3 separate regions of the Homo sapiens genome follow, and regions 1 and 2 are each linked to region 3. Evidence: chromatin contacts called from ENCODE Hi-C data. All regions are on one chromosome and are shown on one strand. Each heading gives the region's core, a stretch centred on a gene start or an enhancer-like site at or near the end of the contact. The rest is flanking DNA. Distances are from core to core; before and after follow the strand shown.

The links. Hi-C counts contacts between places; a loop is a spot of excess contacts on that map. Pooled maps may share reads with other maps.
Region 1: a map of CD8-positive, alpha-beta T cell shows a loop between it and region 3 (13-fold over the local background). The contact joins the promoter of NUP153 here to the promoter of HIVEP1 in region 3. A Hi-C loop is called at or near these places in 3 of 168 maps with a recorded cell type or tissue (CD8-positive, alpha-beta T cell and naive thymus-derived CD4-positive, alpha-beta T cell), 1 of 37 single-sample maps with no recorded cell type and 9 of 50 pooled maps.
Region 2: a loop to region 3 is called in a map of B cell, with 30 times the contacts of the local background. The contact joins the promoter of KDM1B here to the promoter of HIVEP1 in region 3. A Hi-C loop is called at or near these places in 5 of 168 maps with a recorded cell type or tissue (B cell, CD4-positive, alpha-beta T cell, CD4-positive, alpha-beta memory T cell and 2 more) and 11 of 50 pooled maps.

What each region holds. Positions count from the first base shown.
Region 1 is chr6:17,705,603-17,708,302 of GRCh38, forward strand. It overlaps NUP153 (nucleoporin 153), which reads right to left and starts at 1,323. Exons shown (of 22, transcript NM_005124.4): 1 at 675-1,323. The coding sequence starts at 785. NUP153-AS1 (NUP153 antisense RNA 1) reads left to right here and starts at 1,441. Exons shown (of 3, transcript NR_134618.1): 1 at 1,441-1,526; 2 at 1,792-2,024. RefSeq lists a silencer at 645-1,154 and enhancers at 741-1,435, 1,245-1,514.
Region 2 is chr6:18,154,120-18,156,819 of GRCh38, forward strand. It overlaps KDM1B (lysine demethylase 1B), which reads left to right and starts at 1,303. Exons shown (of 22, transcript NM_001364614.2): 1 at 1,303-1,452; 2 at 1,764-1,807. It overlaps TPMT (thiopurine S-methyltransferase), which reads right to left and starts at 958. Exons shown (of 9, transcript NM_000367.5): 1 at 914-958. RefSeq lists a silencer at 1,004-1,563 and an enhancer at 2,004-2,243.
Region 3 is chr6:12,010,954-12,013,653 of GRCh38, forward strand. It overlaps HIVEP1 (HIVEP zinc finger 1), which reads left to right and starts at 1,359. Exons shown (of 9, transcript NM_002114.4): 1 at 1,359-1,613. RefSeq lists silencers at 284-1,193, 1,374-1,513.

The DNA of each region.
Region 1 (2,700 bases), core at 73-2,572, 5.7 Mb after region 3:
TCGCGCAGCAGAGAAAAGACGTAAGGGTGGAGAGGGACTTTCAAAATGCCCCAGTGCCACGGTTAACTATAACCTGGTTAATAAAATCTAAGCCAATGCTCTCAAGACGAGGAGGGCCACAGGCAGGGGAAACCGAGAATTAACTCATAGGCTGAGACTAAGTTATTCCACTTTCCATGTAACAGCGCCCCCCACAACTCCCCGTCTGCCCCAGAGTTAAGATTCCAAGGGGCAGCCCCCCCTCCTCAAACACACTAAAGAAGGGACACCAGAAAACAGCAAGTATAAGGGCCATCAACCACATCTTTTCCTTTCTCCCTCGAGAGAACATGAGTAATACCCTCAAATTCCAAATCCCCGCCAAAAAATAAAGAAACGCGCGCATCATGGGCCTACAATTTCTTTTCCCGCCCAGAGCCTGCCTGGGAAAGCCCCTGACCCAGAGAGTTGGGGGAAAGGCGGCCCAAACCACACGTGTGCGCCGCAAGGCTGGGCCTGTCTCAGCCCACTTCCCGTCGCCACCCCCAACGGCCTGAGCTCCCCCGGAGCCTCACTCGGGCCTTTCCTCAGGCCCTCCTGTCTGCTCCACGTGGGGCGCCGGGGCCTCGAACCGCCCGTCCCCTCCAGCCGAGTTTCCCCACCCGCCAGGCCACCGCGGCGTCGGGGTCCCATACCTGATGCTGTTGTCGCCCCTGCTGGTAAGGCTTAATTGGCCCCTGGTGGCAACGCCGCGTCCGGATCTTGCCGCCACCGCCCCCTCCGACTCCTCCGGCTCCCGAGGCCATGGCGGAGCCTCCGCCGCTTCCCGCTCCGGGGCGGGTAAGGGGGCGGGAGAGGCAGAGGCGGAGGCCTTAGAGAGCCTCCCCCGCCGCCCGGCCCCGGCCCAAAAGTCCGCCCGCGCTGTCCACACAGTGGGCACAAGCACCCCAGGAACCGCGAGGTTGCGAGCAGGAGCGGAGAGAGGGTGAGTGCTGGCAGCGGGGAAGGGGGTGGCGGCCGCAGAGGCCGAGGAGGCTCCGGTCCGGCCGCCTCTGCGGACCCCCGCCTCTGTGTGTGTCACGGTCTCTATGGAGATCTCCCGCAGAGGACAGCACGAACAGTTCCCCGCGGTGCTGAGGCCTAACTCGACCGCCGACTGGTGGGAGTTCTTCCGTCGCCCTAGCCGTAGCTGCCGCAGTTGAAGCCGCTGGCGACGCCCGCCTACCCCTCCCCTGTGCGCACAGCGCCCGCCCCGCCGCCGTCGTCGTCGTCGTCCCTGCAGCCTCCGCCGCCGTTGCGCCTATTACCCCTGCTAAGGCGGCTGCCGCGGTCGCGAGCCAGAATGTCGTCACTCATCGGCGCCCGACGCATTTGCATCATCATGCTGCGACGAGCTGATAGGCAAAGAGGAAGGGCTGGTCGAGTCCACGCTCTCGGCCGCGCGGCACGCTGGGAAACGTAGTTCAACAACGGAACGCGGCTTCTCGGAAAGGAAGAGGGACGGGGAAGGAGATCTCCGGGGCGCCGCAGAGGCACAAAGCCAAGGGGTACTTTTGCTGTTCTTGGCTGTAAATTAGACTTTGAAAAGACACTTAACATAAAAACAGTAACCTCTTCCCATTCTCCTTCTCCCTGTCGGTTGGTTAAGTAGGCAGGAAGTAAGCAGACAGTAAAATCAAAGACAAGAGCTAATGATTTAAGAAGGAGGAAAAAAAAATCTGTGGTTGAAAAATAAAGTCCATGATCCTTAGAATTAGAAAATATATACGGCTTCATTAATGTTTCTTTAAACATATAAAGGTTTTGTTGCAGACACACGGGGCTGGAATTCTGGTTCTGCCACCCAACCTATTTGACCTTGGATGAATCAAAACCGTCTGAGCCTTAGCTTCCTCCTCCATAAAATGGGAGCTTTAAAATCCACCTTATAAAGCTGTTGTGAGGAGCAGACGTGATCATCTATGGAGAGCATGTATATTTGCTAATAGACGAAAAATGCGATGAATGATTACAATTATAACCCATGCAGTCAGCTAACATTAGGGGTAAGTGATATATCCTTAACAATAAAAGTATACTATATTTGCTCCAAATATTTAGGAAACTGAGTAAGTGAGCTAGACTCAAAGACTGAATCCACAAAATGTATATTCTAGGAGTTGACGATTAGAAAGGTCCTGGTGATCACATAGTCCAACCCTCTCATTCAACCAACCAGACAAGATGTCCAGAGAAATTTAGGTGGCACAATCAATGACACTGAGATGGGTAATCAAAGCCAGGACTATAACCCAACTTTTCTGTAAGAGCTAAAGACAAATAGCCAAATGATTAGGGAGGAAAAATATGTTGTGAAAAATCTTAGACTTACTATAAATCTTTTTTTTTCTTTCTTTCTTTCTTTCTTTTTTTCTGAGAGACAGAGTCTTGCCCTGTCGCCCAGGCTGGAGTGCAGTGGCGCGATCTTGGCTCACTGCACCCTTTGCCTCCCAGGTTCAAGCTATTCTCCTGCCTCGGCTTCCTAAGTAGCTGGGACTACAGGCGTGCACCACCACGCCCAGCTGATTTGTGTATTTTTAGTAGAGATGGGGTTTCGCCATGTTGGCCAGGCTGGCCTTGAACTCCTGACCTCAAGTGATCCACCCGCCTTGGCCTCCCAAAGTGCTGGGATTACCCGTGTGAGCCGCCACGCCCAGCCTATTTACTATAAATCTCCCACTT
Region 2 (2,700 bases), core at 53-2,552, 6.1 Mb after region 3:
GTTACCCAGGCTGGTCTCAAACTCCTGGGCTCAACGTCTTAGCTGTTCTAACAGTTTCTCAGCATGGACTCCACTTGTATACATCATTTCTAGAGAAATAAAGTTTATTTCTATAATACAAAAAAAGTGCACATTACAAGAATTAAGGAAGGGAAATTTCACAAAAATTTCTGCCCACAAACAAAGTCCTCAAGTTGTTCTAGTCTCCATTCTCACCTTTTCAAAAGCTTCTGCTATAGTTTTGTTTTTAAATTTCATAAAATTGAGAAGAAACTTTCCTAAGGTGCACACATCTTAAAAGAGTATGACTCGGTGAATTTTTTACATATACATACACCTGTGTAACCACCGCAGAGCAAGACAGAATATTTACAGCACCCCAGTTTCCCACATCACCAGGGATCACTCACTATTTGGCAGTACTTATTTTTTCCCAAAAATCACTAATACACCAGGCTGGGGAAAAAACCGAGAGTCCGTTTCTATAAAAAAAAATTTGAAAAATTAGCCAAGCGTGGTGCAGCGAGCCTGTAGTCCCAGTTACCGAGGAGGCTGGGGCGGGAAGATCACTTGAGCCCAGGAGTTCCAGGTTACAGTGAGCTATGATTGTGCCACTGCACGCTAGCATGGGCGACAGAGGGAGACCCTGTCTCTAAAAGAAAAAAGAAAAAAAAATAATTAAAACACACCAGTGCTTTGGAAGCACTTTAAATCCTGGACATTGGATTCAGGTCATTTACTGTCCGACCTCGTTATTCCCAGTTTCCGCTTCTGCCCTGAACCCCACTTCACAGGGCTGATTGCTAGGCTGTCTACGCTTGTAAGAATTCCTGGGAGCCCTAGCACGGGCGCATACACTCCTAGCAAATCGTTCCCTTTCTCACCCGCACCCTCCGCGCCCGAGTGAGCCTACCTCGCTTACAGCTGGTTGCCGGCCATTGCCTCCGCCACCAATGACGTCCCCAGGGGCGGGTACGCCTCCGCTTCCACCTCCGCCACTTCTCCGCGCCCCGCCTCCGCCCGCGCCCCGCCTCCGCCCGCGCCCCGCCTCCGCCCGCGCCCCGCCTCTTTCCCGCGCCCCGCCTCTTTCCCGCGCCCCGCCTCAGTTCCCGCCCCCTCTCCCGGCGCCCCGTCTCCACTCCCGCCCCGTACCTCGTTGCACAGACTCCACCCACTTCCCCAAGCGCCGGGGTTTGCGCAGCGGCGGAAATGGGCAGGGCGGAGCGAGCGCTGCGGCTAAAGCGAAGGCGGGGACCCTACCCATCCCTAGTCCTGTCGGCTCCTCCCACCCCGGGTCACGCCGTGACAGGGGCGGAAGCGGCGGCGGCGGCGGCGGCCGAGAAGAGGCTGGGGCTCGCGGCGCGGCTGCAGCCGTCCTGTGCGCGCGGCGCGCGGCTCCGGAGAGGCGCCCGCAGTCCAGGGCGGCGCGCACCGCCTCGCTGGCGCTCAGAGGTGGGAGGCTCCCCACTCCGGGGGCGTGCGTGGGGGCCGTGGCGGATTTCGGGTGACAGCGTTGCACAAAGCAGCTTGGTTGGGGTGCAAGCCCTCCCTTTCCCCCTGTGCAGCGCCCCTCGCCGTGGTGGGAGGTGGGCGGGTGCCCCAGGGACGGATACCTCCTGCCCCGGATTAAAAGAGGGTGCGGGGTGGGTATCTGTCTGAAGAAGGGGGAATTCCCGGGCTAGGGTGTTGGGGCGTGGGGTCGCCGGGTTCGTCGCGATGTTGCCGGTCGGCTAACCCCCCTACAATGTTTCCTTTCTGTACAGCGGTGCCTTTTCCCCGAGACTCCCGGCACCTCTTCAGCGCAAAGGTGAGCCCCGGGGCAGTTGCTTCTCCGACTTCGAAAAGCTTCCGAAAGCTTCTCGGAAAGCGAGGCGGCTGCAGCTGGCACCGGGAGTTTGGGGCTCCCTCCTGGGGACTGTCAGAGCCGCGGGAGAACCCCACGGTCCTGGAGTAGGAACTCCCTCGCTTGTTCTTCCCGGCCGATAGGGTGCGGCCAGGAGCCCGCACAGCCTTGCAGGTGTTGTAGTAATTCTCTGGCACAGCCACCACGCGTTGAGACTTGATGAGCATTGCCAGGTTGCTGGGGTAACTCCTCTGGGATTGGAGACCTGGAGGAGGGGTGGCCCGATTAGGGTAGCTGTTAGTCAACGGCCGGGCAGCTGACAGGTGAAAGAGGAAGGAAGAGGCCGACCCAGCTGTAGAAAGTTGGGGTTCAGTGATGTGGAAACCAGCCACATAGAAGTCCAGTCTTCCCTTGGGTAAGCCTGCAGGACTCCCCAGTCCACTCCAGTTGGGGAATCCCCCACACCACGTATACACACATAACTCAAGGCTTTGACCAGTTTTGTTTTGTGTTTTTAAATCTATTTTAGTGGCAGAAAGGCGAGTGGGAGAGAAGGCTTCTTCAGGAGGTACATGAGAAAATTACCATCAATAATTATTTGCCTTGCTGGGAGAATCAACAAAAGATATCTAGGCAATTGGGGATTTAATATTGAATCATTGAACTGCATGTTGAATATTGAATAATTCAATATTGAATTATTCAATATTGGGAGGCCGAGGTGGGCGATCACTTGAGGTCAGGAGTACTTCAAGACCAGCCTGGCCAAGGTGGTGAAACCTGGTCTCTACTAAAAATACAAAAATTAGCCGGACGTGGTGGCACACACCTGTAATCCCAGCTACTCGGGAGGCTGA
Region 3 (2,700 bases), core at 109-2,608:
CCCCTCCCGGGTTGGCCCTATAAGCTGTCAGGCTGGCAGGCAGGGGTTAATTGCGCTCGCAGCTTCGGCACTGGGAAGCACCAGCGGGGCTTTGGAGCGGCCTCTGGAATAACCTTGGCTTTCCTCGCTCTTTTAATAGAACATCCGCCACCAAAAAGTGGTTTCAGTTCAGGGTTAACATGTCCCCTTCCACTCTCCAAACCAACACCCTGCCCCCTCCGTTTTTTTAAAAGTTGTTTTTCAAAGTTAATGAGTTTTAAGTTTCACAATGACTTTCCCCTTCCTTCTACGCGTTGCTGAGGAAACCCCCTTGGGGTCCCCCCCCCCCCCCGCCTCCCCCTCCCCCATTCTGCCCGGGCGAGGGGCGGGGCCGGGAGACCCCATGACGTCAGCGGCCGGCCCACATCCTGCTGTAGAAAGTAAAGAGACGGTAAAGAGAAACTACGGCCCCGCCCGTCCCGTCCCTCTTCCCGGACCAACCGCCCCCAACTGAGCGACCCCGCCAGGCCTTCCCGGGGCCGCGTGACTGGCCGGGCCCGCCCCTCCGCCCCCGCCGTGTGCTGGTTCCCCAGGCGTCGCGACCCAGGGCTCCCGCCCCCCGCGTCCCTAACCCCGCCCCTCCCCCCCGGGCTGCGCTGCCACCTCCTCCCGCGTCCCCCTCCCGTCCCTGCGGCGGCTCGGCCGGGCGGGGCGGGGAGGGGCGAAGCGGCGGGTAGGTGGCGGGGCCGGCGCGGTCTGGGGCCCGCCCCGCCGGGGAGACCCGGGGCACTGGCTCCGGGTTCGTGCCGGGCCGGGCGCCCATCCAGTCCCTACACCCGGTCAGAGCTGGCGGCCGCGCCGGCCCAGCTGGGCCCCGGCGCCTGGGCGTCCCGCGCCCCTCGCCCCGGCCTCAACCCCAGCCCCCGCGGGGACGCCCCCTCCCCCGCCCACGCGTCGCCGCCCGCGGCCTCCCCTCCTCCCGCCCCCGGGGATCCCCTGCCGCCCCGCCCACCCGCGGGAAAGCCTCCGACCTTCGCCCTGCCTCCCCCGCGCCGCCCGGCCCGCGTTCCTCCCGCCGGCCCCAAAGACGCTAAACGTGCCCTACTCTGCCCCGGGGGAGAGGTAAAGCCCGCGCCCGTCCTTCCCGCCCCGGGCCCCGCGGCCCCAGGGTCTGTCCGCCCGCCCCGCCGCGGCGCGCGCCCCCCAGCCCGGCTGCCCGGCTCCCTGGCGGCCGCGATCATGCCGTGGCTCCGGGCGCCGGCGAGCTTCGCCGCCTCCTCCGCCCGGCGGCTGCGGCCCCCGCCCGCGCGCCCCGCGCTCCCCCCCCCGCCCCCCGGCCCGCTCCCCTGTTTAATATTTCAGTGCTGGGTGGTGTGAGCGCCAGTCGCCGGCCTTCAGCGTGGCGGCTGCTGGGCGGCGGCAGGGTGGCGGACGGAGCGGGGGACCGGGGAGCGGCGGCCGCCGGAGGAGGTTATGTTTGTGTTTGGGGTTGTCAAGTGAAGGAGGGATCCCAGGCGCCGCCGCCGCCGCCGCGCGGGGGTCGCGGAGATCCCGAGCCGCGGCCGCCGCCATCAGCAGCGCAGCTCCAGGGCCGGCTGCAGCGGCAGCGGCTCCGCCGGGCGTCCTGGCAGCAGGTTCGGCGCGGGCTCCGCGGCGGGGGCGCTGCAGCTGGGGAGGGCGGCGGGGCGGAGGGGGGGGGGGGCAGGAGCACATCCCTTCGGCGGGCGGGGGGCGTGCGGGCGCGCGTGTGTGTGTGTGTGTGCGTGTGTGTGCAACCGCCGACCTTGCAGAGGGGATGGCTGCGTGCGGGAGACCCTTGGCACTTCTGGGCGCCCTCGCCGCGCGCGAGCCGAGCAGGTACAGAGGGACCCAGCCTCCCCAGCCGCCTTCCAGCCGCAGACGCATTTTGCAAGAGGGTGGGGGGTGAAAGAGACCAGGCCTCGGCATCCCAACCTCCCGGCTTTGTGGGTTTCTTTCCCTTTCGTTCTTTGCTCTAAGTGCCTGTTTACTCCCGGCCACCTGGGTAGTTTCTTTCCGGGTTGGGAGTGCGCGCCAGCTGCAGTTGGGAAGGGGGCGGTGGGTTGGGGTGCGGGTCGGCTCGGGCTCGCCTTGGGGTCGGGCTCGGGAAGGAGTTGCTGGCTGGAGAGGGGAGGGGGCGGCGGCGGAGCAGGCGGCGAGGAGGAGTCTCAGGGCTGCCGCGCTCGCCTCATCTCGTCCTCCTCCTCCTCAGCTCTCTGCATCCACTCCAGGCTCCTTCCTGAGCTGGCACTTCCATTCCCCCCCTCCTCCTGGCATGCGAAGCGCTTTGTTCAGTGCAGCGTTGCAGAGGGGTTTTCCCAGGCTCCGCCCTCCACATTCATTCATGTTTTTTCTCCTTGCAACTGTCTTTACGCTTTTTGATCGTGTCATGTTTTTGCTCCATGTAGTATTTATTTCTTTCCCGTAAAGGAACGGTTTATCACTCGTCCTAGTCGCTACAATGCTGCTGTCTTTGGAAATACCCACTTCCCCCCACAAGGATTTAAATATGGGATGGACAGCTAGGGACAGTGGGTAGGCAATGAACGGGGTAGCAGAAAGCCTTTACGGACAGGGAATGTGCATATTTTACATTTATGCTCCGGATCCCATGGGATCACATGATTGGATTACAGTCAGAGTTCACGCTTTAAAAACTTCCAAATATCGTTACCATTTAAAAGCTTTAAGTTTAACAACGAA